Regions from separate parts of the Homo sapiens genome. Here region 1 is linked to region 2. A link is an interaction called in ENCODE POLR2A ChIA-PET data of the cell type or tissue named here. Cell type or tissue: PC-9. All regions are shown on one strand. Links, peaks and the distances in the headings refer to the core of each region. The heading gives the core; the rest is flanking DNA.

The links. ChIA-PET counts read pairs that join two places held together with the same protein. Peaks named below come from ENCODE experiments on the same cell type or tissue, not always from the same donor. Only the 100,000 strongest peaks of a DNase experiment are listed, where the experiment ranks them.
Region 1: POLR2A ChIA-PET joins it to region 2 with 12 read pairs; 2 of 35 experiments call an interaction of 5 or more read pairs at or near these places.

The regions. Positions count from the first base shown.
Region 1 is chr17:63,620,845-63,623,746 of GRCh38, reverse strand. MAP3K3 (mitogen-activated protein kinase kinase kinase 3) reads right to left here and starts at 1,330. Exons shown (of 16, transcript NM_002401.5): 1 at 984-1,330. The coding sequence starts at 987. RefSeq lists silencers at 580-629, 870-929, 1,020-1,409, 2,020-2,089. In PC-9, for the core only: a CTCF peak has its summit at 1,706; a DNase peak (open chromatin) is centred at 1,606; H3K4me3 peaks cover 2,252 bases.
Region 2 is chr17:62,473,924-62,476,825 of GRCh38, reverse strand. It overlaps a transcript of TLK2 not described here. Among named protein-coding and RNA genes, the nearest start is that of TLK2, 3.4 kb to the left of the region's middle. In PC-9, for the core only: no CTCF peak of the experiment used is centred there; no DNase peak of the experiment used is centred there.

The sequences.
Region 1 (2,902 bases), core at 165-2,664, 1.1 Mb before region 2:
CAACAGTATCACAACACCTGTCTGGGCAGGAGAAGTAAAGAACGTTTAAAATGTTATTTCTTAGTCTAGTCCAGTAGTCATTTGCTAAACTACCAAAAAGGATATGGAATATAATTCAACTCAAATGCTACGTGCGGAAGACATTAAAAGCTTTCCTTAGATTACATCTTCACAGTAGAAATTGTAAATACTGACAAAAAGGAAGTGATTTCAGAGAAATTCTTTTGTGTAGCAAATGTTTCTTTCAAAAGTTACATAATTTCAGGGATACCGCAAGAAAAAAATAATGGATTAAACCCCTGCAACGGGATTTTTCAAAAAGTAGGATGTGAATTCTAACTGGCAGCATCCGACCAACTCCTGACCCCCAGCAATCTGCGTGCAGCACGCATTTGTCAACCGCGCGCTTGATCACAGCTCCAGTTTAATCGCCTCCTAGCCGAGCCCCGCACGCCCTCCCCCCTGCGCTGGGGCGCGCACAGGGCTGGAGAGCAAGCCCCGGGAACTCTCACAGGCCGGCCTGTGTGAGCAAAGGGAAGGAAATGACACAGGCAGGAAAAAAAAGCAAATCAAGGAAAAGACACAACAGCAGCTGGGCCTGCGGCAGCCTCCAGCCCGGGCCCCACACTGCGCTCTTGCTCCCCCGCCCTCGGGCTCGCGGTCCGGCTCGTTCGGACCAGGCTGCCCCGCGGAGCACGGGCCCTCGGTCCCGCCGCCGCTTCCCCGGGATGCGCCCGCCGCGCCGCCCAGAAGGAGGGCTGCCGAGCGGGCTCTGCCGGCCGGGCCGCCCCGCGGAGCCAGAACCCCCGCCCGGGCCGCGGCGCGCGAGCGGGGCGGGCGGCCGGCCGGCCGGCGGTCCGCAGCCCCGGGCCGGGCGGGCTGTCCATGCCTGTCAGGCGGTGGCCCAGGGTCCTCCTCCCTCAGCCTGGGGCGGGGCGTCGCGAAGCAGCGCGGGCACAGGCCGGGGCGGTGGCGACACTTACCCATGGTGGCGATGGCGGCGGCGGTGGCTAAGGTCCGTGAGTGTCACCTCCGCAGCCGGGGCTGCATGCCGGGGGCCCGGGCGGCGGGGACGGCAGCGGGCCTGGCTCCGCGCGGGGGGCGCGGGCTGCGCTCTGGGCCCCCGCCGCCTCCCCAGGCTCCGGCTCCGGCTCCGCCCGCGGCCGGGCGCTGTGGCATCGGCAGGGTGGCCCGCTACATCCCGGGCGCTCCTGGGCTCGGCCCAGCCCGGCCTCGGCGGCGCCGCTCGGCCCGCCCGCCCGCCAGTCCCTCAGACCCGCAGTCTCTCCGTCCGGCCACCGTTCTCCACCTCAGGAACGCTCCGAAAAACAAACCGCTGGTCGCGCAGCTCGCCCCCCTGTCTGTCACTCACGCCGGCCCCCACCAATCCCAGGCAGCCGCTGGGCCGTCGCACCACCCCCACCCACCTCACCAGCCAATAACAAGAAGGAAGTCGGCAGCCCCCGCCGTCCCCCTCCAACTCTCTCCCAACACCCTAACTCTCAGCGGCCAGCTAATCATCAGCACCACACGATGAACCAATCCCGCCTACTCTCACAGGATGCCAATGGGCGAAGCCAAGGCGGTTTCCGAGGGCTGTCTAGCGCCTGCCAATCATCGGGACAGCGCCCGGCTCCCTGCGCTGTTAGCCAATCACGTAGAGGCCTCTAAGCCCCCGCCTCTGCGCATCCCTCTCTGGTGCTGTCTCCCTCTCTTGGGAGAGATTGGGAGGTGTTGGTTGTTCCAATCACAGCTCCGGCGTGAGGCTCCGCCCACATTCCCACCTCCCGTCAGTCACCGAAGGCTCGGCGGGCGCGCGGGCTGGCGCAGTTCCCCGCCGGCTACTTTAGGGCTGGGGTGAGGAGTAGGCGGCTGCAGGGGGCCCTCAGGCCTTCCGCCCTCCGGGTTCTCGGAGGCCCCAGCGATCTGGGTGGTTCCAGAGGGTGGCGTCCTGCTCCTCCCCGTGCCCAGCACAGGGCGTGTAACGAGTGGGGAGGGTCTGGCCTGAGCACTTCCCGGCGCGCGGCCACCTCTGCGGCCCCATCCCCCGACTGGTCCTCCGGTCCCGACGCTGCTCTTGCCCCGGGCAGGGGCGGCCGGCCCAGCCCAGCTTTCCCTGTCTCACACCTCCAGGGCCACACCCTCTGGTCTAGGTACCTCAGACACCCGAGGCTGGGATAGTGCTGGCATGTGGGTCCCTGGAAATCTGAGTTCCGCCAGAGGTTCTTTCAGAAAATAACTTTTTTCTTATAAAAGCAACACGAGCTTTTTGTAGGAAAATTGAAAAATGCAGAAAACTATGAAAAAGAAAAGATCCCACCCCAGAGATAATCTATTTCCTACCTAGATAGGCGTTTGACAAAAATGGCTTTGTATTGTTTTGTAGTATGCTTACATTTTATTCTGTTTTCCCGTGCCACCAAATATCCTTCCAAAACAATTGTACTGATTGCATGATGTTTCAAAATTAAAGGCACCATAATTAATTTCCCCAACCTTTTCATTGTTCAACATTTTATACACTCAGATCTTCAGATTCCAAGTCCACCACAATTAATGTGGGCTCCTTTCTCCGGCCTCTGTTCCAGTGTAATATGTCAGGCTCCAGAATAATCTTCCTCAGATGTCATTGTCCACTGTCCACTAAGAACATTTAGTGGTGGCTTTGCCTTGAGTGTCAAATCCCTTAAGAATTACCTTGGGCTCTCCCCTATTTCTTTTCTTTTTCTTTTTTATTTTTCGAGATGGAGTCTCACACTGTCGTCCAGGCTGGAGTGCAGTGGCGCGATCTCGGCTCACTGCAACCTCCGTCTCCCGTGTTCAAGCAATTCTCCTGCTTCAGCCTCTCAAGTAGCTGGGATTAACAGGCGTGCGCCACCACGCCCGGCTAATTTTTGAATTT
Region 2 (2,902 bases), core at 308-2,807:
TCAAGCGTTAGCCACCGCACTCGACCAAATGACACTGTCTTAAATGATTTAATGTCTTAAATCGGGAAAGGAGAGTAAGAGAAAGCACTCAATGGAGTCAGAGGTGTCTTGCAGCCTAGCTCTTTCCACAGACAAGCCACATGGGCCTATCATCTAACCTTTTCAAACTTCTCCAACTGCTTCTGTGATGGAGGGATTTGGGCTAGAGGATCTTTTTATTTTATTTTATTTTATTTTATTTTGGTGACAGAGTCTCACACTGTCGCCCGGGCTGAAGTGCAGTGGCACAATCTCAGCTTGCTGCAACCTCTTTCTCCTGGGTTCATGCGATTCTCCCGCCTCAGCCTCCCAACTAGCTGGGATTACAGGCGCACACCACCACACCTGGCTTATTTTTTGTGTTTTTAGTAGAGACGGAGTTTCACTATGTTGGCCAGACTGGTCTCGAACTCCTGACCTCGTGATCCGCCCACCTCGGCCTCCCAAAGTGCTGTGATTACAGGCATGAGCCACCGCGCCTGGCCGATGATCCCATTTTTCAAAGTAGGCTGGGTGCGGTAGCTCACGCCTGTAATCCCAGCACTCTGGGAGGCTAAGGCGGGTGGATCACTTGAGGCCAGCAGTTCGAGACCAGCCTGGCCAACATGGTGAAACCCCGTGTCTACTAAAAATACAAAAATTAGCTCGGCATAGTGGTACGTACCTGTACTTTCAGCTACTTGGGAGGTTGAGACAGGAGAATTTTGCTTGAACCCAGGAGGCGGAGGTTGCAGTGAGCCAAGATGGCACCACTGCACTCCATTCTGGGTGACAGAGTGAGACCCTGTCTCAAAAATAATGATAATAAAATAAAAGTAATTATTTAAGGCTGGGAGCGGTGGCTCACGCCTGTAATCACAGCATTTTGGGAGGCCGAGGCGGTGGATCATGAGGTCAGGAGGTCGAGACCATCCTGTCTTAACACGGTGAAACCCTGTCTCTACTAAAAATACAAAAAAATTAGCCAGGCGTGGTGGCGGGCGCCTGTAGTCCCAGCTACTCGGGAGGCTAAGGCAGGAGAATCGCTTGAACCCAGGAGGCGGAGGTTGCAGTGAGCCGAGATCACACCACTGCACTCCAGCCTGGGTGACAGAGCGAGACTCCGTCTCAAAAAAAATAATTATTATTTAAAATAATCATTGGGCCTGGCGCGGTGGCTCACACCTGTAATCCTAGCACTTTGGGAGGCCAAGGCGGGTGGATCACGAGGTCAGGAGATTGAGATCCAGCCTGGCCAACATGGTGAAACCCCATCTCTGCTAAAAATATTTTTTAAATTAGCTGAGCGTGGTGGTGGGCACCTGTAATCCCAGCTAGTCGGGAGACTGAGGCAGGAGAATCGCTTGAACCTGGGAGTCGAAGGTTGCAGTGAGCCGAGGTCGTGCCACTGCAGTCCACCTGGCCAACACAGCAGGCCTCTCTCTAAAATAATAATTATTATTATTGTTATTCTTGACAGGCCAGTGTAGAACAGGTGGGGCATCTGTGGTATGACAGAACTGGGTTCCAATTCTGTCCCTTCACCTGTCCCAGGTTCCTCATCTGAAAACTGTGACCCAGTAAACCTAATTTCATGAGCAGCTTTCATTAAAATTGAAATAATGTTGGAAAATGCCTTGTAACCGTGCTTGATATAGAGTAGTTACTTAGCCAGTTATTTCCTCTCTTCTTCCAATTCCTAACAAAATGGAAAAACGTTTGGTTGCTAGGAAAGAGCTCTAAGGGGATTTTGTTGTTGTTTGAGACAAAGTTTGGCTCTATCGCCCAGGATGGAGTGCAATGGCACAATCTCTGCTCACTGCAACCTCCGCCATAGACAGGAGCCAAGCATAGTGGCGTGCACCTGTCTGTAGTTCCAGCCTCTTAGGAGGCTGAGGCAGGAGGGTTGCTTGAGGCCAGGAGTTTGAGTCTAGCTTGGGCAATATATTGAAACCTTGTCTCTTAAAAAAAAAAAAAAAAGAGGCCAGGTGTAGTGGCTCACGCCTGTAATCCCAGCACATTGGGAGGCCGAGGCAGTGGATCACTTGACCCCAGGAGTTGGAGACCAGCCTGGGCAACATGCAAACTTCCGTCTTCTAGGCCGGGCGCGGTGGCTCAACACCTGTAATACCAGCACTTTGGTAGGCCGAGGCGGGCAGATCACGAGGTCAGGAGATCGAGACCATCCTGGCTAAGGTGAAACCCAGTCTCTACTAAAAATAAAAAAAAAATTAGCCGGGTGTGGTGGCTGGCACCTGTAGTCCCGGCTACTTGGGAGGCTGAGGCAGGAGAATGGCATGAACCCAGGAGGTGGAGCTTGCAGTAAGCCGAGACCGCACCACTGCACTCCAGCCCAGGCAACAGAGCTAGACGCCCTCTCAAATAAAAGTAAATAAATAAATAAAATTATGTCATTAAAAAAAAATACAGGGCCGGGCGCGGTGGCTCATGCTTGTAATCCCAGCACTTTGGGAGGGTGAAGCGGGTGAATCACGAGGTCAGGAGATGGAGAGCATCCTGGCTAACACAGTGAAACCCCGTCTCTACTAAAAATACAAAAAATTAGCCGGGCAAGGCAGCGTGTGTCTGTAGTCCCAGCTGCTGGGGAGGCTGAGGCAGGAGAATGGCATGAACCCAGGAGGCAGAGCTTGCAGTGAGCCAAGATCCCGCCACTGCACTCCAGCCTGGGCGACAGAGCGAGACTCGGTCTCAAAAAATAATAATTAACAAAAAAAAATACAAAAGTTAGATGCGCATGTTGCCATATGCTCGTGGTCCCAGCTACTCGGCAAGCTGAGGTTGGGAGATCACTTGAGCCCAGAAGGTGGAGGTTGCAGTGAGCTGAGAACCCACCATTGTACTCCAGCCTGCGTGTCAGTGAGAT